Regions from separate parts of the Mus musculus genome. Here regions 1 and 3 are each linked to region 2. Evidence: chromatin loops called from intact Hi-C (ENCODE). Cell type or tissue: heart. All regions are shown on one strand. Links, peaks and the distances in the headings refer to the core of each region. The heading gives the core; the rest is flanking DNA. Region 1 has its middle 16 kb from the start of 4930413E15Rik. Region 2 holds the start of Gm30895 (a long non-coding RNA gene). Region 3 holds the start of 4930413E15Rik (RIKEN cDNA 4930413E15 gene).

Evidence for each region. A loop is a pair of places that touch in the nucleus more often than their neighbours do. Peaks named below come from ENCODE experiments on the same cell type or tissue, not always from the same donor. Only the 100,000 strongest peaks of a DNase experiment are listed, where the experiment ranks them.
Region 1: it touches region 2 in a loop (3-fold over the local background); 5 of 42 quality-filtered maps call a loop at or near these places.
Region 3: it touches region 2 in a loop (11-fold over the local background); 5 of 42 quality-filtered maps call a loop at or near these places.

What each region holds. Positions count from the first base shown.
Region 1 is chr5:118,962,633-118,973,487 of GRCm38, forward strand. No RefSeq gene overlaps it. Among named protein-coding and RNA genes, the nearest start is that of 4930413E15Rik, 16 kb to the left of the region's middle. In heart, for the core only: no CTCF peak of the experiment used is centred there; DNase peaks (open chromatin) are centred at 4,389 and 5,329; H3K27me3 peaks cover 551 bases.
Region 2 is chr5:119,053,147-119,064,001 of GRCm38, forward strand. Gm30895 (a long non-coding RNA gene) reads left to right here and starts at 480. Exons shown (of 4, transcript XR_878728.1): 1 at 480-649. In heart, for the core only: a CTCF peak has its summit at 5,220; DNase peaks (open chromatin) are centred at 2,465, 5,245, 5,635 and 7,925; H3K27ac peaks cover 2,205 bases; H3K27me3 peaks cover 1,659 bases.
Region 3 is chr5:118,945,674-118,956,528 of GRCm38, forward strand. It overlaps 4930413E15Rik (RIKEN cDNA 4930413E15 gene), which reads left to right and starts at 6,666. Exons shown (of 5, transcript NR_040694.1): 1 at 6,666-7,350; 2 at 7,491-7,590; 3 at 10,712-10,855. In heart, for the core only: no CTCF peak of the experiment used is centred there; a DNase peak (open chromatin) is centred at 5,568.

The DNA.
Region 1 (10,855 bases), core at 1,084-9,083, 91 kb before region 2:
AGACAGTGTACTTACATATAATAATAAATAAATCTTTGGGTTGGAGGGAGCAGGTCCAGAGCCAGCAGTAGGTCCTGAGTTCAATTCCCAGCAACCACATGATAGCTCCCAAACATATGTACAGCTACAGTGTACTCATATACATAAAATAAATTTAGAAGAAGGAGGAGGAGGAGGAGGGAGGAGGGAAGAGGAAGAAGAAGAAGGAGAAGGAGAAGGAGGAGGAGGAGGGAAGAGGAAGAGGAAGAAGGAGAAGGAGAAGGAGGAGGAGGGAAGAGGGAGAAGGAGAAGGAGAAGGGAAGAGAAGAAGAAGAAGAAGAAGAAGAAGAAGAAGAAGAAGAAGAAGAAGAAGAAGAAGAAGAAGAAGAAGAAGAAGAAGCCGCCATGTGTGAGCACCAGGATCAGTGGAGAAACATGTTGTGCTCTGGGCTGAGGAGAAGCTGTGGCTACTTTTTAGACCTTGGCTCAGAAGACAGAATCAGGACCAAAGCCTGGGTGGATGAGAAGTGGTAACTGTAGCCTCTGGCTGATGTCGCCTGCTCAGGCCTGTGACACCCTCAAGCAGGAGACAGCTGACTGTTAGACTGGAAGGCTGTCAGCCTCTGACTGGGAGAGCATGTGGACAGGGCTATTCCTGGGCTCTGGGCTGCGCTCCCCCACATCTCTTTATCAGTGACCCCCATGAGGCTTGCATGTCACTCCCATGGTCCCCAGGCTTGTCTCTATTTTGAGATGAAAATAAAGCCATCCCATGAATCTCTAGTGGCTTTTATTTTTTATTTTTATTTTTTCATCTTGTAGCCTGACCAGAAGTCTGTGCATGCCCACTCGTTAGCCTCCCTCCCCTCATCACTGTACAGTCAAGAATGTATGAAGCAATTCAACATCCACAGCTAGGGCTCTTTCTCTCTTCTTACCTACTAGCTGTAGTCGACTGGGAGAAGAGAAGTGGGTGCTCTTTTGGAATCCAGAGTCTAGCCTCTCATCTTTGGAAATCGGAATCGTGGCGATTTCTCTACGCATCTTTTATGCGCCCTACATGGTCACCTGCAGTCTTCTGGGAGCCCTCTATCCTTTCTCTGCTGGGCTGGGCTCTATGTCGCAGGTGGCCACTCCTGTCGCCTGAGCTTCAGGAAAGGGTAGGCCAATGGGGAATGGGCTGGAAGGCTGGCATGTGGCGAAAAGAAGTGAGGCACCTACATTCCATTTCTATCATTCTAGCAGCTGCCTCCTTCAGACCAGTACACCATGCACAGCCTCAGCTCATCGGGAAGCCCCTGCTTGGGCTCTAGTAAGCATGGGATACTTCAGCTTTGTACTCCAGGGAAATATCCTCCTCTTTTTGTTCCACCAGCCCAGGGGCGGAAGAACGGAGGCTGCAGTTGTTGCTGATCTCTGAGCTGGGTTGGTGGTTCCCACGGTCGGTCGTCTCAGCCTCTCCATCAACCAGTTGAAGTCCTTCATATTTAACTCCTCTGTATTAAAAGCCTTGAGTGGCTTTGTTTTTCTAACTAGATTTTGGACAGCATCCTACACTTACAGCGGGCTCTCTGTTGCACAATGTCCTTTTGGTTACGAGATGGACCACCTGAGGGAGCTCGTCAAAGCAGGTGCTATGACATATTACACAAATGTTAAAGAATAATAATAATAAAAGACAGTTAAAGGGTAGAGGGTACTGTCCCTGAGCTGAAGGAGAATGGGGCTTCCTGTGCCTCCATCTGAACCACAGACTACCTGCAAGAGCTCTAGGGAGCCAGCCTCACTGTTCTGAGCCTCAGTTTCTCCGTCTGTAAGTTGGGAATAACAAAAGGGAACTGCCATGAAGATCTGCGTGGACATTGCTGTGTCACTCAGTGCAATGTCTGACAGGCACTGGAAGCAACTGAGCTGCTAGTCAGCCTGTCTGGAGAAATAGTTCAGCTGGTAACTCATTTGCTGTGTAAATACAGAGAGTGGAGTTCAATCCCCTAAACCTACTTAAAAAGCTGGATACAGTAGTAGACTTGTAATCTTGGCACTGGAGAGGCAGATACAGGTGGATCTCTGGGGTTCACTGGGCAGCCTGCCTGCCTCACCTACGTAGTGTGTTTCAGGCCAGCAAGATACAGCTCAAAAAGAAACAGTGGATGGTGTGGTGGAGGGCTGCAGACTGGATCGAGATTTCTAGTCACTGTGAGCATATGACCTTCCACCAACCTTAGAGGAATGCTGCTTGCTGGTGTGATCGCAGGCTTAAGCCCAGCTAGCTTTCATGTAGAGTCTAGACACACTTACCTAGGGAATGGTTCTTCCCACAATGGGCTGGGCTCTCCTACATTAAGGGTCTTCCTCAATTGTTCCTTACCTTATACACTGAGTCAGGAACTCTCTCTGAACCCAGATCTTATACATTTGACCAGCCTAGCTAACCAGCTTGCTTTGAGGAAATCCCACCCCTGCCTCCTGAGTGTTAGGATTACAGATGGGCTGCCACACCCACCTGGCTTTTACACTGTTGCTGGGGATATGAACTTGAGTTCCTATGTTTGTGTGGCAAGCACTTTTACCATCTCCTTATCCCCCTGTGTTCAGTTTTTAAGGACTGAGCACATTATACTCAGAAGTAGCTGGACCATTCTGCATGCCCCCCTGAGATGGATAAGTATTCCAGATTTTCCGAATTCCCTGTGCCAGCTCTTGGTGCTCCTCTTCCATCTCTCCTGACTCTCCCTCCCTTGTTCTAACTACCCCCCCCCCAACAGTCTCTCTTCCCTTTTATGTCTTTTTCATAAATATCCAGATTCAGGAGTCAGACACACCATGAGGTCCTTGTCCATGTTTTAAATACAGATTCTTTACATAAGAGAATCCATGGTCCCTGCCTTTGAATCTGGCTTATTTCTCGTAACATGCTGATGGCCAGTTCTATCACTTGAGTGAATCTTTTTCTAAGTGGAGTAATGCCCAGCCTACCCCCATCCCCATACAGGAACGGCCTCCAGAAACGTTCCCATTTCCCTCTGGGTCTGCTCTCTGGAGCCGTCGCTTTGGTGGTGCAGTATGAGAGAGCTTGTGGCAGCATGAACTCCAGGGGCATGAGGGTACTTGAAGAAAGACAGAGAGATTGACAGAGCCTGAAGCTACCTTGCGGAAAACCTGAATCAAACGCATAAATCTCTATGAGGAACAAAATCAATCATTAAAGAGACCCGGGCAGGACGATGCTCCAAGGATAACGCTAACAACAGGCATGTGTGCTTCGTGTTCTTTCCTTTCTATTTGACTTATTTTTAAACCTGCACCAATCTACCTATTTTATGCGTATGTGTATATATACCTATGCATATATGCCATGGGACATGTGCTCTCTTCTTCCACTGTATGTGGGATTCAACACTACTCAGGGGTTGAAGCCAGGTCGTCAGGCTTAATTGAAAGCATGTTTACCTGCTGAGCCATCTTATTGGCCGTCTTTGTTTTATTTGAGAAGAATGATAGGCTCTATCACGCCACCACTCATGGTGACTAGATCTCTGGGTAAACTGTGGGGTATTTTGTTTGTTTTGTTTTGTTTTTTTATTTCCAAACATTAAGATGCTTTATCCACTATGCTAAAACATACTACATTCTATACTAGTCTTTCTATAGAAGATACTGTAATTCTTTTTTATTAGTATAGGGGTTGGGGAGATCAACTGGTTGGTAAGGTAACCTGCCTGGAAAGTGTGGAGGTCTGAGTTTAATCTCCAGAACCACAAAAGAGCTTGGAACCGCAACCCTGGGGAGGACCAGAGAGGAGATCTCTGAGGCTCCATGGCCAGTCAGCCTAGCCTACTTGGTGAGATAAACTCCGTGAGAAAAGTCCTCAAAGGAAGTGGACAGTGCTCTCGAGGGTGACACACAAGGTTGACCAGTGACTTCCAAGGCCTGAGCTCACACATGCCTACGAAAGTATCCTAAAAGAAATGATTAGGCATTCGTTGCTAGGAATTTCAGGATGAACATAATTTAGAGACGTGAGGTTCTGTATATTTGAAACACTGTGATCAGCTCTTCTGGATTTTGTGGCAGCCAGAGGCCCGCCATGCTCTACAGGACACTTTGACCAACAGTGGACCATGAATATGATACCTTTTTTTTTTTTTTTTTAAAGAAGTCAACTCTTGGATTTATGGACCAGGATGAATTTGCCCAACTATCCAGTTCTCAGAATCTCTTCCGGTCAGGAAGTGAATGTTTGACTATTTTTAGCTTTCTCAAAAGTACAGATTTGTAATTTCTTCCCCTTCCAAGGATTCACTGGCTCGTCAAATTTTATATTTGCAAGCATCCTTTCTTTGGAAAGGATCGCCAAATTCCTAGAGCATCAGCTCCCCATGGGTCCTGGATCCACCCCTTCCTGGAGCTGTGTTCAGATAAGCAGAGAAAATGTCCTACAAGCCTGTGGGACCGGAAGGCATAAGAGCTGCAACCCACAAATGAAGTCGTGGATTAGTTTCTTTTGTTGTTTCTCCGCATTGTTATGTCTAGCAAGTGGCAACAAAGCAGGGAGGAATTGACTTGAACTCACAGTTAACAAGGGATACAGACCACCCTGGTGGGGATGCTCACAACTGCATGAGGCCGTTCAGAAAGATCTAGAAGCCTGGTGTGCATGGAGAAAGAAGAGGAAGTGTGCAGAGCCAACACCTCTCTGGATTATGGAAAGGTGGATAACATGGCTTGAATCTCTGGAGCAGGGACGATTCAGTGTTTTTACCCTCAGCCATCAACAGGTGAGGAACGATGGCAGTGGCTGATGACCAGGACAAAGACATGATGTTGATTTAAAACAAAGCCAATAGGATTTCCCAAACAACCTTACACAGAGAGCCTGATGACCCAGGTTCAAATCCTGCCCCTTCTATTTACTGTGTGGCATAAAGGACTCATTGTCTCTCTCTGCCTCAGTTTCCTTGTCTGGGAAATGGGGATAATCATGGTAGGTAGAAGTCGAAGACTGAGGGAATTAGTGGTGGAGGGTGACACAAGACTTGACTCATGATGGATAATCAATAGATTCTCCCTCCTTCCCTGTGAGCTCCTTTAGTCCTTGTTCAAAAGGGCCAGACATGGCTGGTCCCCGGGCCAGACTTTAGGAAAACTCGTAATTGCAGATTACAAAACGTTTCCAGAGCTGAGGGTGCTGACATCTGGGCTTTGCAAGCAAGAGAGGACGCACTTGGTCTTCTAAATTCACTGGGAGGAGTGTGCAGCTGGGAGCCCTTGTGTGGGGCTCACTAAGAGATTGGCCATTAATCACACACAATTACTCTGACCCCGAGGGAGCTGCGCCTCTCCTCTCCCACAGACGGACTTCCTTCCCCAGTGGGACAGACTTTCATGAACGCTCATGGAACACAGAGCGGCTGCACCGAAGGAGCTGAAGGTCAGGTCTGCTGATTCTCAGCCTCAGAGGCATCCTTTTTCCAGATCCAAATGCTCTTCCGGGGAAAACTCAGACAAGAGTCTGAGCCTGCCTGGGCTATGGTTCTGTGGTAGAAAGCTGGCCTAGCATGCGTGAGACCTGGGGTTCCATCTCTAGGACAAACAAGCAAAAATGTTAAGGGCTGAAGTTGGTAAAATGTTTTGCTACACAGACATGAGGTCCTGAATTTGTCCAATCAACACGCATGTAAAAAAAGAAAAAAAGAAAAAAAAAAGGAAAGGAAGCAGGCATAGTGGTGCAAGTTTATAACCATCTTGAAGATCTCCAAGTCTCACCAGTCACTCAGACTAAACTAGTCGATAAGCCTTGGGGAAATAAGAGACCCTGTCACAAAAGTCAAGATGGCCTCCTCCTGAGGAATAGCACTTGAGGTTGACCTCTGGTCTGCACACACTCATGAATGCACACCTGAACATTCCTATACCAATGCATACAGAGAGAGAGAGAGAGAGAGAGAGAGATGGGATGGATGAATGGCATACAGTTTAGGCTTTCTACCAGTTAAGAGTTGCATGTGTAACCATGCCCTGCGTCTTCTGGCATTACTCCAGAATGTTTTGTGTTTGTCCATCTCTCCAGGTTCCTGTGCAGATGAGGATGTCATCTTGACTAGCCATATACCACAGAGGGGCCCCGAAGGAAGGCTCAGAGGGCTCAGGTCCTTGTGTTTCCTTAGGCTCCAGGTTGTAGACCTACGGTTGATATAGAGCCTGGACCAAGACCTGACCTTGCTCACAGGACTGTCCCATCCTGTCCAGGAGCAGAAGCCACAGGCTCTGTTCAGGATGAGATTTTCATCCTATTCTCTCTTCCCCAGGGAGTCTTGACTGTTCTTCCCCTCCCACTTCTTCCCCCCCCCTCTTCTCCCCTCCCTTTTCCCCCTTCCTTCCCCCTCCCATCCCCTTCCCCTTTCCCCTCCCTCCCTCCCTTCCCTTTCTTCCCTCCCTCCCTCCTTCCCCTCTCCTCCCTTTCCCTTTCTCTCCCTCCCCTCCTCTCCCCCTTCCCTCCCCTCCCTTCCATTCCCTTCCCACTCCCTCCCCTCCCCTTCTTTCCCTTTATTCTCTCTACCTCTCTTTCCCTCCTTCTCTTTCTCTCCCCTCCCTCTCTCTACCCAATCTCCTCTCCCCATTCTGCACTTCCCCCCTCCTTCCTATATTTTCCTTCTCTTTCTCCTTCCACAGATTTTTAGTGAACTTCTCTCCTGAGCCAGACATTGCTCTAGGCTCTGGTAACACAAGGTTATGTCCCCACAGTGTGACCTCTGCTGTGACAGAGGTGTATGGTGCCCCTCCTGTTCCCTCTGTTGTGAGAAGTTAAAAGACCTGGTCAATCAAGACTGATATGTTCAATTCTTAGTTTTGTTTTTGTGTATGTGTGTGTGTTTTGTTTGTTTGTTTTTAACAAAACCAAGCATTTCCCTCTGTTGACATCGGCAACATAGGTTATATCGGGAAGCCCCACCATTGCTGAGTTTAACTTCTACTTGCATTTTGCTGAATTTATCCAGTCTCTCTCTTCTGCAGATATCGTTCTTAAATTTCACAGTATTAAGCTCATATCACATTTATATTTATTCATCTTTTTTTAAAATAGCAGACACATCTGCCCATCAAATAGGAGGGCAGCTGTCATTCATCCCTTAGTTCCTTCATCTCTTCCTTCATGTAGTCACTCAGCAAATGCTTTTGGCAATTAATTATCACTGGTGGTGGTTACAGGGGCACCAGTGTCATCCGAGTTCCCCAGCACACCTGCCTTCTCAGACCTCATGATCCAGTGCAGTGAACAGCACACAAACCAGACACAGGAGATACCCTGAGGTAAGACGGTAACAAATGCTGTGGCGTGGGGGGCGGGGGAGGATCCATCTGTGCATGTGTGTGTGTCTGTAGCCATAGGTCACCTTCAAGTGTGACTTCTCAGGAGCTATACACACCATTCCTAGAGAAAAGATCTCACTATGAACTGGTGCTCTCTGATTCTAGACTGCCTGGCCGGTGAACCCCAGGGATCCACCCGACTCTACCTCCCAAGCCTTGAGATTAGAGGCTTGCCTATGACAAGCCTCTTTGTCGGGAGACAATCTCACTATGTAGCCCTGGCAGGCCCAGAACTTGTTATATAGACCAGGCTGACCCCAAACTATACAGATCTGCCTGCCTCTGCCTATGATGCACTGGGGATTTCCTCGGGTCTCCATGCTTACACAGTAAACACTTTACTAACAGAGCTACCTCATCTGGCTGGAGACGGTATTTTCCCCAAAAGATGAGGGTAGACAAACTGGTCTCTTGGAGAAATGTGATGTATATCTGTGGGCATGGGGGAAATAGACCAAGTAGACAAGCAGTGTAAGTCCGCTGTGACACCTTAAGGCCCCTGGCCTCCTGCTGTAAACAGCTGAGACCTTGAGGAAGAAAACTCTCTGGGAAAATGAGCCATGTCTGCGAGGGACTTTCCCTAACTCTCCACAGAAAAATTATTCTCAGGTCCTCAGTGTGAGGAACAGGGAAGAGAGTGACCGTGGTATCCCTTCCCTGGCCAAGAATCCTGTTTCCCCAGGATCTTGGCCCTCCTGGTTCAGGCCAGCATGTCAGATGCCACCTCACTCAGCATTCTGGAATGTCAGGAGGGAAGTGACCTGAGTAAGCACAGTGGGTAGATCCATTTCCTCTCATCCACTGGAAAGGGTTTGCTCACTGTTGCTGTGATAAGATACTACAACCAAAAGCAGGTCTTAAAAGCAAGAATTGGTGCTAGCTTGTTGTGCCAGAGGGATAAGAACCTACCACAGCAGAGAGGCACAGTAGCAGAAGCAGGGAAGCAAGAGATCACATCTTCAGCCATAAGCATGAAACATAGAGGGGTAAGGGGAGGAAGAAGGGGAAGGCTAAGGAGAGGGACTAGATTGGAGACACACCCTCAGAGCCCCACCTCTAGTGAAGTAACCTCCTCCCTCCACTTTCCCCAAACTGCCACCAACTGATAACCAAGTGTTTAAATGCCGGAGCATATCAGAGACACATTTCTCATTCATTTTTCTTGGGAAACATCTTTCTGGCTGTTGGCAGAGCAGAAGCCCAACATGCCCCTACAAGATATCCAGGATGCTTCCAGCACCAGAAAGTTACCCCCTCTCTTGTGTTGTGCATTCGTTAAGAAAGCAATCCCTCTGAGGAAATCTGAAGAGAGGGGCTCATGTCACCAACGTCCTCAGGAGCTTGTGGTCCCCAGCGGGTGGGTGGTGGCATTGTCGCAGATGTTAATAAGGTCTCCTGGGAACTGCTGTACATGGGTTTGCTTTTATCCTGTGTATGTGTGTGATTGCCTCTGTGTGTGTGTGTGTGTGTGTGTGTGTGTGTGTGTGTGTGCGCGCGTACACGCAGTGCATGCACAGGTGAGAAGATAACTTTGAGTGTCGGTCATTAGACTAACTCATTTTGTTTGAGAGACAGTCTTTTATTGGCTTGAAACTTCAACCCATGAACCAGGCTAGCTGGCCTGAGAGCCTCCAGGGCTCTGTCTGTCTGTCTGTCTGTCTGTCTGCAGCTCTCATCTTCTCTTTGCTGAGATTGCAGGTGCATACGATCATGCCTGGCTCTTTGCATACATTCTGTGGATGTAAACCCATGTCTTCAGCCTTGTGAGGCAAGTGCTTTATTGACTGAGCTCTCTCTCCAGCCCCTCTCTCAGATTTACATGCACAGCCACAAGATGGTTAGTTATGTCCTATATTCCTGGGGCAGGGGGAGATGGATAGAGAGGGAGGGAAGGGGAAGAGAAAGAAGCCTGTTAGCATAGCTGTTTCTTAAAAATAAACTTTCCAATATCTCCCTAATCGACACTGGTGCTTCCAGAATGAACCCCCCTCCCATAGCTGCAAGGGAAGCTGATAGTGTGAGTAGTGAGCTTTGCATCCTCTGCCTTGAAAGGTAGCCAGGAAGAGGGGAATGGGAAGACATCATGGTCTCAGGTCTACATGTTGGCTCACTTGCTAAAGACTCTTTCCCATTTCCCATATAGAAATCACATCTGATAACTCACAATTTCAACATCCACAGTTGTGAGACAACCCCATTCCCCAAACCCACTGGCAGGAACAGGGCAGTGAGACATAGCTCTGTTTTGTTTTGGTTTTTCTTTTTCCTTTTTTGTTTCTTTGTTGCTTATGTTTTTTTTTTTTCTTAGAAGCTCTAAAACTAATACCTGCAAAAGACTCATGTGGCAGAGGAGATGTTGGGCACAGGTTATCTGCTAACTTGCTGGGGACCATATTTGTTGTGGGTAGAAGGGTTCTTGAGTGACTCCTTGCAACAGTCATTATTAACTTGTCCCCATGACAGTCAGAGAGGTGTTTTTGGCCCGGTAAAAGGAATGGGCTTTGGGGCTCTGGGACTCTGGGGAGATGGCTGAGTGGATAAAGCACTGGCTAAGCAAATGAAAGGATCTGAGTTGGATTCGCTGTATCAGCCAAGAAACCACTGCATCTCTAACCCGTGTTCCTATGGTGAGATGGGAAACACAGCAGGGAGACTCCAGAAGCTGGCCTGGTGTACACAGAACAAGAGACTGTGTCTCACACAATGTGGAAAGTCATGACTGACAAGCAAGGTTGGGTGTTGTCCTCTGACCTTCACGCGTGTGCCATGACAGGTATGTATCCACACGGAGATGAATACAAGAGGGAAAAAAAAATTAAATCTTAAGAGGGAGGCACTTATGGGATTTGGATGGATGCTACCTGCTCCGAGCTGCCAGAGGGATGAGTCCAGCTGGGTTCAGCCGCCTGGCTCTCCTGCCTCCAGAATCCAGCGCCATGCCTCTCCTCTTAGTCACAGCTGTTCCTGGGGACCCCACGCCCACCTCCTCGCTTTCAGAACAGGTTTTGCTATTATTCTAGGCCGGCAGTAAAATGACATTTATGAGGATTTTTCCCCCTTTGAAGTGAGACTGTTTGCGCATTTCACTTTAAAGCAAGAGGAAAAAAACAAGAGCCTGGACAGATAAATAATGGCAGCCGGAGAGGGGGCCTGACACATGTGGTGGACGCCAGCTCTGATCTGTCACCGCGATCATCTTCGCAGATGGAAAAAAATCCTTTGTTTGTCTCCTTTCAAGTGATTATTAATTCCCTGCCTCTACCTTTGCTTCTATCTACCTATTAAGGAACTGATGGGTTATCTCAGCCTCGCTGTCTTTCTCTTCCGTCGTCCCCTCTCCTCCCCTCCCTCCTCTGCCCTCCCCTCTCTCCTCTTCCCTTTCCTTTCCCCTCTCCTCTCCCCTCCCTCCCTCCCTCTACCCACTCCTCTCTCCTCTAGTCTCCTCTCTCCTCCTCCCTTCTTCCATGAACCTCGTAGAGCAGATATTTTCATCTGGAATTCTTTT
Region 2 (10,855 bases), core at 1,859-9,858:
GGAATTTATATGCCACCCGACAGCAGCCAGATGCACCACGGGCACTGTATTCCCAGAATGGAATTCTACACAGCCTTGAAAAGGGAGCTGCTATAATGCACAGTGGCCAAGACTCGTCCCACAGAGAGGGTGAAGGGTGAAGCTGGATAGATCTATTCAGATAAAGCTTAAAACTTGAAAACCTAACAGCTGCCGAACAGTTAGTGAGGGAAACCCCTCTCTCTGGACAAAGAAGGAACATAATTCTGATTTTCCTAGAGACCTCGTGTCTCTTCACTTCTAGTCTTTAACTGGTAAGGGAAGGTTTTGGGTTTGGTGCCTCAGCACATACCACTGCTGGACCCTCAGCGATATTTTCAGGAATGGTCATGTGACTCAAAGGCAGTCCAAGCACTGACTGCTACCCCACCCCCACCCCCATTCCGAGAGTCACACACAATGGAATCAAGACTCCTGGAACTTACAAGGGAGAACTTAGAGAATGAATAGGAGCCCGGTGAGCCACTGGGAGCTGTGCGGACACACCTGGAGAGGAGGTATATCAAAATCAGCATGGCTGGGACACAGAGAGGGGCCAATCTTAGCCAACCCGAGCTGATTTCCCGCATCTGCCTGCTCCATCATCCACGTCAGCAGGACCACACTCCTGGTAGGTGTGAGCTGCTGTGACCGTGACCCCTATTCTAACTGGGCTCCAGAAACCTTCCATTTTCTGGTAAGCAGTACCACTGAGAACAGATTCTGGGTACTGGTACAACCCAGTGGGTTTTAATTCCCACTCCGCCCCCTATAGGTAAGGGAGGGAATGGCGTGAGGCAGGGAGCTGCACTGAGGAGAAACAAGAGCCATTATTATTTCTCCTGTCTGGAGGGGATCTGAGCGAGCCTCACTCGATGCCACAGGACCCACCTTCGACAGTGCCTCTCCCACCCTTACCCCCTCACCTGTCATTTTCCCTCCTAGATCTATACCTCTTCTTGCATAGAGTGGGCATATCCCTCTGCAGGATAAGTCTCGCTGTTAATACCCCTCAAGGACGTCTGTGTCCATTTCTGGACTCGATGGTACTTTGGCCTTTTAGTGTTGTTGGTTTTGAGTTGGAGTCTTACTCTGTGTGCCTAGGCTGGCCTAGAATTCACCACTTAGTTCTGGCTAGCTTCAAATCCACAGCCACTCTTTTATGTCAGACTCTCTAGTGCTAGGCTCATAGGTGAGCATCATCCGCACCTGGCTTCAATCTTGTACGTAATAGTACAATCCTTGTTATTGATATCGAGTATTGAGTTCACACTCACTGTGCTGAGAGCATCACTTGAATCCTGTACTGTCCTCTGTGTTGCCTCTGTGTTGACACTTGCCCAGGCTGGCAGCACACCTCGTCCAAGTGAGCTGCCCCCTGGAGGTGATCCAAGCTTAGCTTTTTCATAGGTCCTGCTATCCAAGTTGGCAGAGTCACATCTCCAAAGATGTTTACTTTGTTCGGGCTCTTGACTCCTGGGAGGAAGGCTTGTTTTCATTGGGCAGGTGTAGAAACCTGAGGTTGCCAGAGGCGCAGAGAACCCGCCCCAGAGCCGTCACTTCACTGAGGTGCCCTGATGTCAGTCATGCAGATTGACACACTTACAGGACTTAGAGGTCACAGCCTTTGTCCCAAAAGCCAGGTGTGGCCACCCATCCTCAATAAGGCAGAGGAAGCAATCAAATTAATAGTGAAAAGCAACAAATGGTGATTGATCCGATTGGGGCCATGTTGAGAAGGATGTGGGATCCAGCGATGTCCCGTCCCGTCCCGTCCCGTGCCCCCCCCCCCCCCCCACCGCACCAAGTCCATCTTCTGGATCCTGACCTGAGGGGTATGGTTTAAATAGAAAGTACAGAGCCTCAAGGTGTGGTACCCCATCCACTGCTCCCAGCTTCTAGTCCCTAACGCAAGGGCGTCTGACAAGCTGTCAATCTTTTTTAGGAGACACGCCCCTCCTCTGGCAGCCCCCAGAGTCAGATCACTTCTCCTCCTATCAGGAAATTCCGGGAGGAATCTTGTAATTTCTTGGGGGTGCTTTTTTTTTTTCTCTTTTAATTATCTGATAGCTGGAGGGGACCCAAGTGTCTCTTTAGAATCTATCCTGGGGAAAGCCTGCAGGAGGTCTTCTTCACTGGGCGTTGGATTTGAACTTGAGAGGAGGGACTGGTACCCTACCTGTGGACATTTTACTGGCAAGGAATGGGAGTTTACCACGGAACGAAGCCCTCTTACTCAAGTTCGGGTCAGGGAGAAGGAGATGGGGTTTGTAAAGCATCAGGGCTAGGGTGAGCCAGCCTGCATACCCACCCCATTGTTCCCCGCTTGGCAGCCAGCTCCAACGCAGGTAAATAGAAAGGATGCCGTCATTGTTTGTCGCTGGTCCTAATGACTTTAGGCTTTGTGTCTCTGGAGCCAGGCCTCACCCCCGGGAAGCTGGCCCGTGGCCTGAGAGGCACCAGCCGCCTTTGAAACAATGGCCTTTGTTCTTCATACTTTCCCTATCAAAGCCTCACAGCGGGGATGGCCCTCCGAGGCGCTGGGCGCCTGGATAATTCCTGTCCCAGAGCGGGGAGGGGAGCCAGGAAAGGAGAGGCCAGGTGCAACTTTGACCCAGTTAGGTTAGCTGGGGTTACAGACCTGCTTGTTAGGAAGGGGCCCTGTGAGTAAAGGGTCCGGTAACTCCTCTCGATCCATGTTTCTCTCAGTACTTTCAGGGAATTCAAAGTCTTGGAACGACAGGTATGAGCCAAGAGGTATCTATAGCAATGCCAATGACAATAATAGCAATAGTAGTAGTAGTAATAACAATAATAATAATAATAATAAATTTCTATTAGCTCTCTGATGGCTTCACACTGCTGTTTTGATCCCTGGTTTTTCAATGAAAAGATCAAGGGTCAAGAAAGACCCCGTCAGTCAGTCGATGGCCACAAAGTGAGGTTTTTTTGTTTGTTTGTTTTGTGGGTTATTTTTTGTTTTGATTTGATTTGTTTTTTTGAGACGGTTTCTCTGTGTAGCCCTGGCTGTCCTGGAACTCACTCTGTAGATCAGGCTGGCCTCGAACTCAGAAATCTGCCTGTCTCTGCCTCCCAAGTGCTGGGATTAAAGGCGGGCGACACCACTGCCCAGCTTGTTTTGTTTTGTTTTGGCAATTGTACCTGAGCTCTGATGCTTAGCCAGACCATGTGACCTTGGGAGGCTCTTTTGTCAGCCTCATTTTGCTCATCTGTGAAATGGGATGAGGTTTGTTAGCACTTGGGTGTCGTTGGCTCCCTGTGGGAAACAGAAAGCACACCTCCCCCCAACGGTTCAAACGTTGAGAATTTAAATCATACAGTGGAGGGGATGGCGATTAAGAATAAAAAACCAAACAGGGCCCCTCCAGCACCCAGAATCTATCAAGGGTCAGTAGTTTACATACATGCAGGGGTGTGAGTCTTAAAAGATGAGATTTCTGAACTGCAGGGCAAGGAGAGGCTTAGACTTTCAGGGATATGGAGAAATGCCCTGTCACTTGCTGGGGTCTCCTGCCTGAGGGAGTCTCTCTCTCTCTCTCTCTCTCTCTCTCTCTCTCTCTCTCTCTCTCTGTCCCTCGCTGTGGGAAAGCCTTCATTAGAGCCAGGCATCCTGGAGACACACTGTTTGCAGGGGCAAAACCTCTGAGCATCATAGACAGAGCAGAGGAGAGTGCAGACAGAGTGCCGGGACCCAGCCTTCCAGGGTCCTTATGTCAGTCAGCCACTCTGGTCCACAGGAGGTACATGCAAAGCCATTTCTGTGTTGAAGACCTACTCCATGCCAGGGACAGAAGAGGACCCTGGCACATGGTAACTGTCTTCTGACCCCCACGGAGCCCTTAACCTTTCCACGTCCAGTTTCCTTTTCTGAGGTGACCCACACTCCTGTAAGGGTTTCCTGAGTTAAATCCAGGGAGCCCTTGAAAGGTTCGCAGACCCTTGAAATGATTGCCTTCAAGATGGGCTCTCCGATGGATGAGCTAAGCTGAGAAGGTGATATGTGTTGCTCTCTCAGGAGCAGCTATTGATTGGGGAGCAGAGCCAGGAAGCCTGTTCCTATCAAGTGGATTGAGAAGGCCTCCTCTCTAACTCTGATGATGGTGCTACCACCTGGAGGGGGATTAGGGAAATTTTAAGAGCCGGAATGAAGCAGCCAGGACAGAGGATGGCTTGGATGCTGAGGCAGAAAGAGCTTGAGAGGCTCAGGGGACCAGGGAAATACCAGGTTGGAGGAACACAGGTAGAGGCTGAGGTTAGGGGAGGGCTGAGTGGCCCAGGCCGTAGAGGCCTGTGTGGGAAACTAGAATTCCTCACACACACACAAAAAGAAAACAAAAACAAAAACCCAAGAAAGACATGGTTGTGAGAAGAGATACAGCCAGGATTTTTTTTTAATGTGAGTTTCTGAAAAAGCACGATGCAAGAAAGAATTAAGTATTAAATATGGAAGGGTTTTTCTGGGGACAGGTGTCCGAACACTGGAGAATTAGAGAGGAGTCTGGAGAGGGCCATAGAGCTGTGGTGCTGGCCGCCTTCTTCGGAAAAGAGAGGGTATTATGAAAGGCAAGGAACCTTCCGTTGAGCCATCTGCCCAAGGGATGGCGTGTTTTCCAGAAACTTCCCTGCCTGGGTACCCCGCTGCCTGGAGTTAGGCTTCTGTAAAGGTACAACCGGTAACAGTTGGCAGGACATCTTCAAGCATGGCCCTCTTCAGCCACTGCACCAAATACCACCTCCAGGATCTCAGTCAGCCCTGGCCCTGACAGACAGGCAATAGCATCTTCTCACAGATTCAAAGCTGAGGCCCAGAGGATGCCGGGCCTTGTTCCCTGCCCAAGGCTACGCAGCCAGGAAATGTCAGAGCTGGGGTTCAAACCTGTGTACATACTTCTCATTAACCCACACTCTACATGAGTACAGACCTGGCCACAGGTACAACAATGATATGGGGAGCCTGGTACCTCTCCTCTTGTCCCTCTGGGCTCCCTGGAGTCCTCCCTACCTGCAGGTGTGAATGCAAGGTGCACCCTTTCTGGTTTGCATTTTTCATCCACACTGTTTTGAGGAGATGGGCCAGGAAAGTGGCCAGGAGGTTATGGAAGGTTCTAGTTGCAGAGCCCCACCCAGGGGCTGCGTGGGCAACCCCAGATGGAACTCACGGGAGGTCACACAGAGATAAGAGCCTGCTGGTGAGTCAGGAGCTGCCTGGCTCCATCTCTGTCCCTTCGGGGCCACTCTACTGACACCCTGCAAATCCCCTGCCTCCCAGGAGGAAGTCAGGCCTGTAGCCTTGCTTCCTGTTATTATACTGTTTTTTACAGCCTGGAATTGATTTAAGTGTTACGCTCTTGCTAAGAATACGCCCTGACAGTTGAAAGGAACTCTTAGGATTGTCTTAATTTGTGAAGAATTAGTTGTCGCTAGGTTATTTTTTTATTTATTTTTTTTTCCTTTCCCTTCTCTGCTTTCTTCTCCGCAGGGTCAGGCTGGAGCCCGGTCATTGTTGTTAAATTTAGATCTGAAACTATATTGGGCCTGGTCCTGTGTCACTAAGCTTTCACTACCTAAAACAGGAAGGAAGGCTCCAGCTGGGGACTTTCAGAAAGCCAAGGAACTTTCTGAAGGCCTCGCTCGGGGCAGTGAGACTGAGTAGAAAGCACTAGATTCGGGTAGGGAGGGAGAGATCCAGGGAGGGTTGTTTGTCTTAAATTTAATAAGAAAAAGGAAAAAAAAATCCTCCTTCTCCATGTACCTGTGCCCGGATCTGCAGCCATGGTAGAGTGTGGGAGGCGAGAGCTGCATGCCTGAGTTCAAATCCAAGCTCGGTCACTTTCTAGCTATGTGGTTTTGAGCAGGCCGTGAGATTTCAGCTTCCAGGGGCCACAGTTTCCCGTCTGTGAAATGATGACGGTACCGCCTGTCTCTCGTGGCTGGGAGTGCACGGGGGTAAGGCAGGTGACATTTGGTCCAGTGCTTGATCTGATGTGGATGCGTTTGAAGACAAGCTGGCAACTTTGAAATCCGAACTGCTCCCAGATCCAGACCTTTCTGAGGGCTGACCTGACACCACAAACAGAATAATATTCCTGACCACAAGGAGACAGACCCAAGCAGGTTGATTCAAAATATTACATAAAATTACCTCCTGTCTACATACAATTCATGTTTAGTCTTGAGTCCTGTCCCCAGGATAACTCGTGGCACAGACGCAAATATTTCCAAATCTGAAATTGGGACACTTCTGGCCCAAGGCATTTTGTTTCCAGGGTATAGAACCCTAAACTAGCTCCAGACTCCATGATTGGTGGTAGCATTTAAATTTAGATAATATCAAGGAAAGATTTAGAGATAAACACACACACACACACACACACACACACACACACACACACACATACACACACACACACACACACACACACACACAGTTTCCATGACTGCAATCACTAGCTATTTAACAAGTGAGGCTCACTATGAAACAGCAAAGGTAATGGCCAATGCTGACTGAGTGTCCTGCCTGGCACTGAGCTAAGTCCTTTCTATATGAAATAATATATAGCAGTTGTTTAAAAAGCAACCTGAGGTTTGGGGTGGAGGGGACTCACAATCCTTATCACAGGGACTTTGGAGATCATACTAAACAGATTTTTATCCTCAGGGTAATTAGAGCCATTGGTGATTTTAGGCCCACGATGGTCACAAGATTTCACACAAGAGATCCAGTGTCGATGCACCCTGGAAGGTCCTAGCCAACTTCTTCTGTCTCTTGGCTCCATGTGTACCGTACAGGGACAGTCACAATTATGAGCTTATTGTGGGGACAAGCTAGGGAGGGGTTTGAGGATGAACGTGGGACTCTTAGCCTCAGAGGTGACAGTCCCCTGGTAATGTCATCCTAGAGGTGTGGCCCAGGGAGGTTGAGTAGGTGAGGAGGGGAGAGCTGAGATGTGTGGACTTTATATTTCACAGGCTCACCCCTCCAGCCATACCCTGTTCTTAGAACTCCTTACTCCTGAAGCGGTGAGATTAGATCTAGAGACAGACCTGGGCTGGTTTTTCAGAAACTGAAACCTGGCCAGGTGGAGCCTGTTTTCCCTGTGTACTAGCAACATGACTTGGGGGCATCTGGCAGACCGGCTGACCCAGGGACACCAAGTAGACCCTTTGATCTGTATCCTTAAGTAGTCTCTCTTACCCTGGGTAGACCTTCTAAATTGCACCCCCAAGTAGACCTTCTGACTTGCACCCCCAGGATTAGTCTGTGAGTTCCCTGAGGCCTCTTTTGTCATCTGTACACTGTGGTACCCACATCAGCGGCATGGGACTTCAGTCCTTTGTGTCTTGTCAGTGTCTGGTTCCCAGTACTGTCACTGTTGGGTCCCCAGTACCAAAGCAACAGTGGTATACAGTAAGTGCTTATTGTATGTATTCTGCTTGAGGAGAGGGTTTCCGAATCCTCCACCTTCTGTATGAATACCTACACATCTACACATCACATCACATCACATCACACACACAGGGGGGGGGGGATTTTTAAGGGAGAGAGAAAAAAATTTTAGGAGTTCATTTTGTCTACAGAATTTGGTATATAAAATTAAATAAACCAAAGGAGTGAATCTACCCTGTATCCCCCATCTTCCCAGCCTCCTGTGGGATCTCCCATTGGTCCTTCCCTCCCTGTCCACTCTCCTTTCCTGCTTCTTCTACCTTCAAGTGCTTAGATTCTGAAGCAATCCCCCCACTACAGAAACTTGAATCCTGCACAACTTCCTCAGAGCCCCAGAGCTGACCCCTCCACCCTGCAAGGTTTTGAAACACAGTCAATACCCAGTTTTCACAAACCAGCTACAGACTCTCATCTCAGCTCCAGGTCCCAGGGGATGCCTGGCTTGTCCTTCTGGTCTATCTGCGTAAAGCTCCTTTTAAGGATGCTTAGAGTCTGAGTCTCCAGGCTGGGAACAATTGATCCTTTCTTTCCTGTGGTGATCTCTTTAATCACTCTGAGTTGCCCTGGGCATCCCTCCTTCTTTGCCCGGCTGAGGCCGACTTGCTCTGTTAAATTCAGTCACTCCAATTGATCCGGCAGGTATTTCTGGATGCGGCAGTCAGATCCCAAGTTCTCAAAGAAACAGAGACCATTATGAGCCATCTGGATGCCTACAGCGTTCATTCCGAGCCCTTTTGAGGTGAGGAAACCCAGTGTTCCTTCCAGAACTGCATCTTGTCCTGAAGGAGAAAGTCTGGGTGAGGAGACTCGTGTGGATGTCTCTTCCTGTACTCTCAGCTTGAAAAAATGTCTTGGGTTTACTGAATCCCAGTGTCTTCCTCTGTGGAAGGGATGAATAGACACACACAGGCACAGATACTCTCCCGTGCACATGTGCATGCACGCACACATGCATACACATGCACACACGTATGCACACACCTTTATGTGCAAATGCTCTCACATATGTGAAAAAGAAAAACTCTGCCAAGAGAATATATCTAAGAAGTTTGACCCCTTGCTAGCAAACTTTAAGTAAAAAACGTTTGGACTGAAGATGCGTGGAACAGGGCAGGGAAAGAAACAAGAGTTCAGGGATTGTGTTTCTATCAAGCAGCTCGGCAGTTGGGACGCACATCCTCTAACTTGGTTCCCTCCACAGTACCAAGGCCACAATATCAAGACCTTCAGAACAAGTTGTTGTTGTTGGGTGGGGGTTGGGGGTGGGGTTGAATTAGCTCAGACATGGACCATACTTGCAAGAATTTCTGGCCCATATGTAATAGCTATCATCATGGGCTTTATGAAGCTTCTAGAGTACAGCTTCTGAGGTTTGTGGGGGAAAAAACGGGAAGAAAGAATATGGTACATGCTCAGCATTTTTATTCTTGATAACTGTTCTGTGAGTCAAGAGTTGGATTTAGAAAAGTGCGTCCCAGTTAATTGTGGATAAGATGGATAAGAATGGGCACATGCAGGTCGATGTGCTGGAAGTTCTGAGAGGAGGCAAGAAGCTAATGTTTGAGACAGATGGAGGAGAGCCAGAGAGCCAACTGGCAGAAAGTCCTTTGGCGTTATGGCTGAATCTGACACCAGAGCAGAGGGAAATGTGTTCTTGCATCTGGACCCCTCTGTTGGTGATAATAAATGATACAAGTAATTAAGGAGAAATTGAACACTTTGCTCTTAGCTCGTCCTCAGCAGATAGACTCTTTCCATTGGTCAATATTTACCTCCCGGAGTGAGTGATGGGAGTCAATACCTACTTCCTGTTGTTAGCCCATGTATTTTTCTGTACACTACACATAAGCGGCCTACACACACGGGCACCGGTGCACTAATAGCTATATCAATAGAAAATCAACAGTAATCATTTATTTTTAATGGTCATCACTGTGAAACACCAAACGGAGCAATATCGTCCAAGACGGAGAGGAACACTTAGCGTGACAGATGTCTGTGGGTAATTGATTCGGGTTAACAACTTCCCGTCTTAATGGTGCTAATTGCGTTAATCAACGGGCTGATTTCATCAGAGGCTTTCAAAAGCACCTTCTTGGGTTAATGACATAGCTCCCAGGTGAAGCACCCAGGACTGGATCAGTGGTGGCTTGCAGCCCAGCCAATCAACCCACCAGTCAGTCCTTGTTTCCATTGGAGTTCAGGGGTCTGGTTAAGCCCATTGGTCATGCACAGGGCTGGCAGTGGTAGTGAAGTGTTTGAGGCTGTCCAGAATTGCTTCCCTAGCATACAGACCCCGCTCCAGCTCCCTTTCTGGTACTCATGACACTTGACTTTGTCTTGAAATGCTGGGCAAAGGCTCTGCATCAGGCTGATGAGTGTACCCTTGGAACTGAATGTCTTGAGCAGAAAGAGCTAGAAATAAGGAGAAATCACGTTTACAAGGAATTGCTTTCAGGGAGAGTGACCAGCAAGCCTTTCAACCAAGTAGATACTTATCTCAGTCTCCAGGCAGTTTCTGACTCTGGAGTGCCTCCTCAATCCCCCTAGCTCTCTAATATACCATCAGCAGAGTCTTCTTTGGTTTCGGTAGCTTGTACCACAGCTCTGCCTGCTTTCATGTCTTTACCAAGCACGCCAATTCCACTAGACTGATGACCGCTACTCAGAACACTGTGAGAGGACTCAGACTAAGAATGGTGGAAAGAAGACTAGTATTCAACCAGCAACATCCGCACCTCGTCTGAATAACTTTATGATGTGGTTAGGGCTGTGCATGACTTAAAGGATCTTAGAGACCTGGAATGCAGGGCCTAAGGGGTTGGACTCAGAGGCCACACCTCTTCCACGTCTTTGCTGTGGGGTCGTGGACACGCCACTGAACTAACTCTGTGTCTCAGTTTCCTCTGCTCCATGGTTCTTGTTTTGAGAATGTAGTAAGTCAATAATAGGTCAAGGGTTAAAGCTGTGTGGGGATAAATGATGAGTTCTCTGCTGTTTTGACTACTTGGTCATTATTCTGCTTGGGGTACAGATACTGTGAACCCCAGCAATCCTTGGATGCTCGAGTAAATGGGACACTTCAGATTAAAGGTAGTGGTCAATAGGTGTGGCCATTATGTTCACTGCCTGTTGTCGGAAGTTATCCTTGTCCCAGATGCCATGTGCAAGTTGAGATCAATTCTCCTGTCTCCGATTTTTGCATCAGGTAAAAAAGTTTGCTTGATCAAACTCTCTCCCACTTCCTCTTGAGCTTCCCACCACTGTGATTAAACCAGTATATCTTCTGTTGTATTTATTTTTAATTGTGTGTGTGTGTGTATGTGGGTAGGTGCACATGTATATGTGTGCATGTACATGTGCATGTGT
Region 3 (10,855 bases), core at 1,924-9,923, 110 kb before region 2:
GGGACTTTGGTTTTCCTTGCATGCAGACAACCTGTGACTGGCCAGCTTCCTGTTCAGGTGTCTGCTTCCATGCCAACCTAGCCATTCTGGACTCTTACCTTCGAGGACTGTTAACCACATGCAAGCCTTTCTTCTTTAAGTTGCCTTTGGACATGGTATTTAACTACAGCAATAGAGTAACAATGAACATGCTGCCTCATTTTGTGAGATAGTGTCTCACTGACCTTGGAGATCACTGTTGGGGTGAGATGAGCTGGCTACCACTAGCTTCCTGTTTCTACCTCCCCAGTGTTGGGATTTACAGGTTTTGTACCACTGTGCTGGCTTTAGAAAACACCCTTTATTTAAAAAAAAAAAACGATTAGGAAGTACACAAAGACACCGAATTAGAAATCACAAATGCTCCCAGTGTTCATCTTAAGAATGAGGAGACTGGGCTGGGCTGGGAGCCATTGTGAGTTGATGAGCTCCTGGTCCATCTGAGAGACACCCCTGCCAAGCTGTAGGCACTGCAGAGACAGCTGGGCGGATTATTAGAAACAGTCACGTTCACTCTTGGAGGCGATCCCTATGCAAATGGCTTGGAGTCACAGTCTTCTGCAGGGAGAAGTCGTTTTCAATTCTCCGACACATCCTATGTATTGCTTTCAATTTCAGCCTTGGAAACAGAACACTTAAGCTCTGACAGCCCCGGGGTGGCTACAACAAACTCAACCACAGGAGTGAGATAATGAGACTCACAGCCAGCAATGAGAGTCACCAGATGTGCTGGGTGCCTTGTTTCCATCACGGCATCCAAAGTCCCCAACTGTCCCGTGGTTGGTTTGTCATGATGACCGTAGCGTGACATGACAGGCTGTGGAAGGTGAAATCACTAGGGCAGGTCGGTCACACAGACCCTGAGTGGCACGCCAAGCCACACACACACACACACACACACACACACACACACACACACACACACACACTCCAAGAACCTGGAGCCTGTATTCTTAGCTACAGAAAAGCATCAGACAGGGACTGTATGGCAAGGAAACTTCTTTGTCCCATACACCTTTATTTCCATTTGCAGTGGAAGCTGGGGGAATCTCTGTAGCCTTGTAGAATCTTACCCGGTGGTGACCCTTCCCCTGGAGTGAATTATCCTCTGTAAGACAAAGAACCTAACACCCACTGACAAGGGTACCACATTTGGGTGAGCATCTCCAGTGTCCCAGTGGGCAGGAGAGTTTCAGCACCGAATGGGGCAAAGAGCTGGATTGCTAATGCCTAACATGACCTGGGTCTCTTGCACTTTCTTTCCCCTGCTTTTCATGTGTGTTGTTGTATGTTTGCATGCATGTATGGACATGTGCAAATATGTGGCTGCACTTGCATGTGGAGGCCTGGGGTCACCATCCCTATTTGCTCTTTCAGCTTATTCCTGGAGGCAGGCTCTCTCAATCAAACCCAGAGCTCACTGATATGACTAGTTTGGGCTGTTGTAACCTGCTCTGCATTTCTATGGGATTTGGGGAGGGGGAGGGTCCTGGGCTCCACTCCCGGGTGGCAAGCACATCAACCATTAAGCTGTCTCCCGAGCCCCCCAACCTGTTCTGGTTTTTTTGTTTTTTTTTTTTGTTTTTTTTTTTTTGTTTGTTTGTTTGTTTTTTTTTTTTTTTTGTGGTCAAAAACTGACACAGCACTCTGGGATCTACCCTCCAAAACTTGTAAGTGTGCTGCGTCTGTTGTTAACTGATGCGTGTTTGTGTAGCTGACCTCAAGAACTTTGCCCTCCTGAGCAACAGAAAACAGACCCTTTAAATATAATTTCCTGCTCCCTGCCCCCAGCTCCTGACATTTGACTATTTTACACTTACTGTTTTGCATTTCTTTTGTGCAGGGTTGAAGAAGGAATCCAGGGCTTCTTGAATTCCAGACAATTTCATTATCCTTAAACTACGCAACCGGCATCCCGGCCCCAGTTGGTAGAATATTCTTCAGCGTTATTCATGTCCTTGTGTTCATCAGAGGCTCCTTCTCTGCTGAGACCAATATTTCATTGTGTGTGCAGTCCATGTTTTCCAAAACCACTCAGCCATCCCTGGATTATCCATTTTCCCCATCGCTCAACCATTATAGGCCATACTCTGTCAGGGACATGTTAGTGAGGGTATGTCTTCTTCGCAGAACCAGTCCTCAGTCTTCGCCCAATTTTTAATGGGGTCATTGGTTTATGTTCACTCTTGAGATGTCTGACAACTTCTTACTGTTTGGATTTTTGACTGATTGTTACGTCTAGGACTCACCAATGTTTTCTCCCACTGTGTAGCTTGACTCGTGGTCTTGACCACTTCTTTGCTGTACAGGGCACTTTAGTCAGAGGCCACCCACCTGCCTGGGATTGGATATGTTGCTGATGCTGTGGGTAACACAATTCAAGATGCCATTGCCAATGACCTCAGCATTGACCAGATAAATTGCATAGGGCTATTTACGTGTGTACGTACTTACTTAGTTGTTTATCGAGACAGGGAGACTCTCATATCCTATGTGACCTCAAAATGCTACATAGCCAAGGGTGACTTTAGACTCCTAAGCCTCCTGCCTCTGTCTCTCTTGAGTGCTAGGCTTATAGACCTGCACTGCCACACCTGGCCTATAGGGTGCTAGGGGTGAATTAAGGGCATCAAGCTTGCTGAGACCAGCTGAGCTACAAGCCCAGACCTGCCTGCAGGCTCTCTTATCTCTGTCTTTAGTGGTGGAAGGCCAGTGTGAAGTTGGGTTCTTCTAGAAACAACTAGGATTTGATGTCAGGTTGGTGCAGCTCTGGTAGGGGAACAAAGATGAGGAAGATATTGTTAATGAGTAAACCAGCACTGTGGGTAATTGGGGCTCTGTCCTAATGCAACCAGGGAGACATGCTTCAGCTATGCCTCATGATAAGTGGGGAGCAGGAAGGAGTATGCTCTCCTCTACATTCATCACGGGTCACGGGTCACCCCCACACTCCTTAGCTCATTGGCACTCTCAGTCTGCCCTGCGTGAGTCTATTCTGGTCCCTTTAGATGAAGAGAGCCCTGGACAGGAAGCCTGAGATGCTTAGACTTCTAGCACAGCTGTCCACAACCAGGGGCCCGAGACTGCAGGACTCTTCCTTTACCTGCCTCAGTCTTGGCTTGCAGGACAAGGCCTCTTGTGGGCACATGATGCAGGCAGCAGATGATACACCACAACACTCTTCAGAGACTCTCATAAGCCAACAGCTAAAGATTGGAGGCCTGAGCACTGAAGGATTGAAGGATTTGTCCAGAATTCTTAATGTTTCCTGAAGACCATGCTGTGTGCCCTGGGGCAGGGTTGAGCTGGGACTTTGGGTTCTTATACAGACTGCACCTACTCCAGCCCCCTGGCAGGGTGGCAGACGGACAAACTGGAAGAGTACTTGCCTTTTCTGGATTTACTTCTGGTGCTTATACAGTGAATGAGAATTGTCCTTACTGTCCCTGTGGCATGAGATGGCAGAGAAGTGACTCACACTGTGACCCCCCCTCCCCATAGTTGGCTATTTCTCCCACATGCTTCCTGGTCTTGGCATGCCAGTGTGTGTGTGTGTGTGTGTGTGAGAGAGAGAGAGAGAGAGAGAGAGAGAGAGAGCGAGCATGTGTGAGTGTGAGCATTGGTGTATGAGCGTGTGTGTGTATGAGTATGTGCATTAGTGTGTGTGAGTGTGTGCCTGTGTGTTAGTGTATGAGTGTGTGTGTATGTGCATTGGAGTGGGTGTGTGCCTGTGTGTTAGTGTGTGTATGAGTATGCGTTTATGAGTGTGTGGGTGTATGTATGTGTGTGAGTGTGTGTGTGTGTGTGTGTGTGTTTATGAGTGTGTATGAGTATATGAGAGTATGTGTGTGTGAGAAAGAAAGAGAGAGAGAGTGTGTGTGTGTGTGTGTGTATCTTCTCCATCATCCCAAATCTGACCTGAGAGCAACAATCCAAAACAGAAGATAACTCACCGGGAGAATTTGGAGTTAAGGGCTGGATGGTCTCCCACTGAGCTTTGCTGATCTCTAGATAATTAATTCCAGAAGGGGGGCAGCAAAGCCCAGTGGGTTAGGATAGCTGTTTTAGGGTGCAAATCTTCCTTAGCAACTGCAGTTTGCATGTAAGATGTAGAAGGGAGGGGAGGGGATTCTAGAAAATACCACTGGTAGGGAAGTTAGAAAAGGCTACAGGACCCAGGAAAAGCTGGGTCACAAGGCTCCATGGTGACCAAGGCTCCTGCAGCTGGAGTGGCATTTGTCTCTCCAGCGTCACTTGTAGGCAGTGAAGACCTCTTTCTCTGCAGCCTCAGACGTACTTATCTCCTACCTTCCATTGGCTGTTATTAGTCATGTGACACAACGCACGCACATAAGACAGTATGGGTGCCCTAAGATTAGGAGGAAAGCAGCATTGACACTGAGGGGGAAACTAAGTCACAAAGAGGTTAAGTATATAGCTCAGAGACTGGGGAAATGCCTCCGTTGGTACTCACAAGGTTCTGGAGCTACATAAAAAAGCAGGCACAATAGGATGCATTGTATTCAATCTCATCCTCGATGTGATGCTGGACGCAGGTAGGCAGCGGATCGCTTACACTGGGAAACTCTAGGCCTATGAGAGACCCTGACCCAACCAAAAGGTGGGACTTGGGGACTGACACCGAGGTTGTCCTCTGACCTCCACATGAGTGCAGCTGGTTCACATCCTCATGTTTGCACACACCCACCCGTGTTCACCGGCGAGAGTATACAGCGGAGGCTCTCTACAGAGGATGGGTTTTGGTGTGCTATGATTACTTCCTGTCTGCATCTCTCACAAGTAACAGGGGAGGACCGAACACTCATAGAATGGACCAGAGTAGTCTTTCCTGACTTCCATTTTACCGTGTCAAAGGCCTCCCAGATTCCTTTTTCTTTAACATGCCTTCTCCCCCAAATGGCGATATACCTGGTGTTTCCCACACTGTTGGTCATAGTAATTCTCCTACCGTTATTGTCTAGAATTTCAGGGTTTAACACACCCCCATCTCTTGCCCTGACAGTCCCTGTGGTCCTTTAATCCAGAGATCTCTCTGGTGCTTCAGTTGTACCACCGGCATACAACATCTCCAGATGTGCTAGGTGGACAGTCCATTCCAGAGACGACACAGGCTCTCGGCAAACCCCTTAATGTGACTAAAATTATTTGCTACTCCCTTGGAATCCTGGCTTTTCTCTCTCTCTCTCTCTTTTTTTTTTTTTTTTTTTTTGGTAAATGCAGTTTCATTTTGAAGGCCCTTTGGGAAAATACCAGCAGGGCTGGCTGTGACTCGATGCTTGTTAACATTGTGTTCTGAGGAAAGCCCCCTCCTACACAGAAATTTTTTTAAAAGACTGATTTGGGGACTCAGTGGTCAAAGGAGACAAATAAAAAGAATTCCAAGGTTATCGGAGCGTTGACATCATGTACAATAGTAGTAAGAGCTTTTTCCAAATTTAAAACCCTCATGGAGGAAGTGGGTTACAATAGCAGTGACCTCTGCCCTGGCCAGTCATAATGGTTTCCTGGATGCAGGGATATTATGGGCTGGAGCCAAGGATTTCAGCAGAAAAGAGTACAAGATGTGTTAAACTTAGAACACAATGTGCGAATTCCGGGAGGGGCTACCAAGGGTCATCTCTCCTTCCGACGAAAGGCAACCTTTTCCCAAACAAGGGTCTGGATCTTTCTCACTGTGGAGACAGCGCCTTTTTTTCCCCTGTTACTAATTTGAGTTGGAATTTTTTCATTCCTTGAGACCTCAGTGAATCAGAAAGTCTTCACCAGGCACCTGTTTCCAGGGCTGATTCATCACCTAAATAATGATGAAGTGACTCTTTTTTTTTTGGGGGGGGGGTTTCAAGACAGGGTTTCTCTGTATAGCCCTGGCTGTCCTGGAACTCACTTTGTAGACCAGGCTGGCCTTGAACTCAGAAATCCGCCTGCCTCTGCCTCACGAGTGCTGGGATTAAAGGCGTGCATCACCATGCCCGGCTTAATGAAGTGACTCTTAAATGCAGGCCCTGTTCTAGATGTCGGGATGTACGCAGCTCAAAGGACGTCTACAGTTTAGCTGACACGTGGGCTGGAGAATCCATCGCAGGAGCCTGTCCTGTGCATTGTAAGATCTTTTCCAGCACAGTCATGGCAGAGTCTCCTGGAACCCCTCCCCAGGGCTCACAGCTAGCCATGTCTTCAGATGGCTTGCACCCAAAGGTGTTCAACAGTTGTTCTATAGGGACAGCAGTTCCCTGAGAAGACAGACCATACATGAAACTAGTAAACAGGCAAAGAGATGAGTTAGTCTACTGTCAGTGAGAGACCCTGTCTCAAAGAATAAGGTGGAGAGGAAATGGGGAAGACACTCAACATGGACCTCTGGCCTCCTTGTTTGTGAACACACCACTACCCCCTTCACTACGTGATCTGTGAAGAAGGTTTGAGTCTTGACAGTCGGGTCAGGATGAAAGACTATCCTTTAAGCCATGTGACTGGTGAAGGCCTTGTAGAAAGGTGACCTTTGCGAAGACTTAAAAGAATTGTCAAAGTAGGCCATGAGGTCACAGAGGAAGAACATTCCAGAAGGAGGCTCAGTCAGAGGTCACATTGCTGAGGATAATCAAGGCAGCGAGAGTAGAGGGAGGGAGCTGAAGGAGATGCTGTGATAGGCCAGGGTATCAGGGCATGCAGGTGGCATGGGCCAAGGGCAAGGCTTGGCTTTCCTTGGAGAGGAAAGGAAGTCACTGTTAGATGAGCAGAGCCGTGAGTCAGCCTGATGTGTTTGCAAGATGGCTGTGGTCGATGTTGCCTTGAGAATAGGCTTCCACAGAGGAAGGGCAAACATCGGGGCCTGGATGAGTCAGTTTAAGAGTCTGAGTAGCCTGGTCTTCTGTACAATTGATGGGTTCATGCTCCCCCTCATGAAGACAAAGCAAACGGGTAGCCTGTAATTGCTTCCGGCCATGAAGATATATACCTTTAACTGTTGTGTAGACTCAGAGAAAAATTATAATTTGAACTTCATTTATCCCTTGGTTTTTCTTGTTAGGGACACTTCCCTGGATGATGGAGATATCATCATTATAATTCTTACTAAAGCCTGATATAAACAAGTGAACAGTTAGTAAGTGTTCATTCTATACAAGAAGCTAAGTCTCCTTCATTCTTGGCCTCCATGCCCCCTGTGGAGGGGGGCGGCACATCACAATCTTTCTCCCACCATCCAGCAGAGGACACAGAGGGCTCCGAGTGTTTCAGTGAAGTCTACAAAGTAGCCTCACTCCGAGCTTCAGCAGGTGACTTGGCCGAGAGGCAAGCATGGGGTAGTCATCATGGAAATATGAGGGGCAGACATGGAGATGTTGTGGAATGCAGAGTTGCAGAATCTCTTCCTGGTTACCCCGCCATGTGCTCTAAAATACCCCTCCCGCACTTCCTGGGACTCATTACAGAGACCTCAGTGAAAGATGTAGAGGAATATTGGAGTCCAAGACCGGGAGCTGTTGGGAGGACGTTAGAACCAATTCTCAACCCTAGAGGAGAATAACCTTTGTAAGTTTGAAGACCTGATTTGATCTCCAGAGTTCGCGTGAAAGCTAAGTGTGGCGACAAGTTTATACTTCTAGGGAAACACATGTGTAGAGCTTCCACCACTTGGGAGCTCTGGGGTCTGAGCCCATGACTTCATCTCTCTGGACGTCAGTCACTCCATCCCCAGTGTTGGGACAGCGATGGTACTGGTACCATTGTGCTCATCTCTGTCTCTTGCCCTTCACTTTTCCCCAGCTTTACCCATAGCAGATGACAGTTCCCAGCAGCGTCCTCTGGCTGCAGACGGGCATCCATCCAGAACAGGGTGGGCTGAAGTTTCCAATCTCAGAGATGATGCCTTTGGGAACTACTTCAGTCTGTGACAGAAGAGTTGAGGCAGAGAAATCTCCTTCACTCCCAACCATCTTTCTTCCCCCGTCATTTAGATGTGTGTGTCTCCACAGTGTCTCAGAAGGGCCACATCAGAACTGAGCCTTGTGACCCAGGACCCCCGTACTGGCTGCTTGTGGGCATGGTCTTCCTTTCTTTCTCCAGCCACACACTGCTTCTAATCTCTCTCTCTCTCTTGGTTTTCTTTCTACTGTTGTGACAAGACAGTGACCACATCCAGCTTAGGAAAGGAGGGTTCATTTTTATCTTACACGTCCAAATAACAGTTAATCATTGAGGGAAGTCAGGGCAGGAACCTGGAGGCAGGAGCTGCTGCAGAGGCCGTGGAGGGGTGCTGCTTACTGGCTTGCTCCCCATGGCTTGCTCAGCCTGCTTTCTTATAGAACCCAGGGCCACCAGCTCAGGGATGGCACCACCCACAATGAGCTGGACCTTCCCATGTCCATCATTAATCAAAAATCTCCCCAACAGACTTGCCTCCAGACAGATCTGATGGTGGCAACTCCTTAAACGAGGCTTCCTCTTCCCAGATGTGTAGTGAGAACTTTGGTTTCTTTAAAGCACACAAAAATAGCGTGGAAATAGGTTTTCATTTTAAACCCAGGTGTGGGATATGGGCTGTTTCAGATTGTCCACAGCAGCTGACTATAATTTGCCCTGTGCTCTATCTGGGGGTGTGATTTTGTCAGCTGCACATAGTTTCTGCAATTGTGTGACCTTTGGAATTCTGGGGACTTTTCAGAGGGTATATAAATGCTAGGGAGCATCGTTGGTTGTTGTTGGTTTGGTGACTGGTTGCTGTTGGTTGCAATTTGTTAAGTAGTCATGTGTCAAGAAGAAACAAGAAGAAAAAGAAGAGGAGGAGGGGGAAGAGGAGGAGGAAGAGGAAAAAGAAGAGGAAGAAGGAGGAGAGAAGAAGGAGAAGAAGAAGAAGGAGGAGGAGGAAGAGGAGCAGAAGGAAGAGGAGGGAAAGGAGAAGGAGAAGGAGAAGGAGAAGGAGAAGGAGAAGGAGAAGAAGAAGAAGAAGAAGAAGAAGAAGAAGAAGAAGAAGAAGAAGAAGAAAAGAAGAAGAAGAAGAAGAAGAAGAAAAGAAGAAGAAGAAGAAGAAGAAGAAGAAGAAGAAGAAGAAGAAGAAGAAGAAGAAGAAGAAGAAGAAGAAGAAGAAGAAGAAGAAGAAAGTTAGATAAATATCCTTCCAGTAAAGATCAAACTTGCTCCAATGGACTTGACATCCCTAATCATCAGGAAGCAGTCTAATGATTCCCCTCTGTCCTTTCTCTCTCCTGTCTAGTGTTAGGAGGTTGAAAGGGTGAAAGAAAAGGGGTGGAGAAGGGTGGAAGAAAGATGAGCCCACAAAGTAGCCAAAGACCAGTTACATAGATGACCCTAGCTTGTGTTGATAGCACACACATGTGCGCTCGCACACACACACACATGCCCACACATGCCCACAGAGGTACACACATACTTCTAGCCATGATACTTTCCATTGTTTCTGGTGCTACCTACTGAGTAAAGCCTACCTAGAGCCTGTCCAGAGGTTTATAGGGAATGAAAACATGCCAAATGATTAGAAATCACCACCTTAAAATTCTGATGGTTGTAGGAAAGCCAGTGCAGAATGACTTAGCAAATGGTCACATATTCACATGTGTATGTGTATATATGTATGTATGTATGTGTGTATATCTTGTATGTGTATATATGTGTGTATGTATGTGTGCATGTGTATATGTGTGTATGTGTATGTGTGTATGTGTATGCGTATATGTGTGTATGTGTATACGTGTAAATGTATTTCATATATATATATTAGAGCATGAAACACTGGAAATAGCATTGATGGTGATAGTGGCAATGAATTAAGGAAAGAAGAGCCAAAGGAGGAGAAAGGGAAGGAGGAGAAAAGGGATGGAAGAGATGTAGAGCAGAGAGCAAGATGGTGTCATGCCAACCAAGGCCAGAAGGGGTGTGGCCGGCCACAGGCACAGAGCACTGGCTCATCTAGACCTGCAGCAGTAGCAGTGTTCTCTAGGAACCAGCCAGCCCCTTGCAACCCCATCACCTCCAAGCAGCTGACAGTCCACTAGTCAGTCACTGGATGCTTTGGAAGCCCAGTTCTGCACAAAACCAGGTCCTTATCTAAGCTGCCCTCCACCCAGACTCTGAATCCCCTTCATTCATTGCTTCACAATGTCTTCCCTGGTACTTCACACTGGACCCATTACCAGACTCAAAGCAGGTCATCCTGAGACAGAGATTCAGCTTCCTGTGTGGGCTGGTTCATTTCCTGTTTAAGTCCTTTCCCCAGAACACCCTGGTCTCAGAACCACTCACCAGTTTGTTTCAGGGTCAGTATTTTGTGTATTTTAACCGCACGAAGCTTACTGAACTCAATCCAAATGAAGGGACTGCAGATCACTTAGAGAAATGAACATTTGGCTCAAGAGAAGCTCAGAATTCTGAGGGGCCTTTGTGGTCACTTCTTCCAGCCCTTCCTCACCATATAGGAGGAACATAGAGGCACAGACACGACTCTCTTACATAGACATGACCTATAGCATAGACTCTCAACCTTCCTAATGCTGTGACCCTTTAATACAGTTCCTCATGTTGTGACCCCAACCATAGAATTATTGCCATTGCTACTTTATGACTATAATTTTGCTGCTGTTATGAATTGTAATGTAAATATCAGATTCGCAGGATAACTGATATGTAATTTCCCCAGGGGTCGTGACCCACAGGTTGAGAACCACTGCATTGCAGCACCAGTGAGGGAGTGACAAAACTCAGAATCCCCCCGCCCCTCCTATGGACCTTCACTTCCTTATCATTATTGTCCCTTGTGATTCAAGTCATGGAAAAAGTCAAC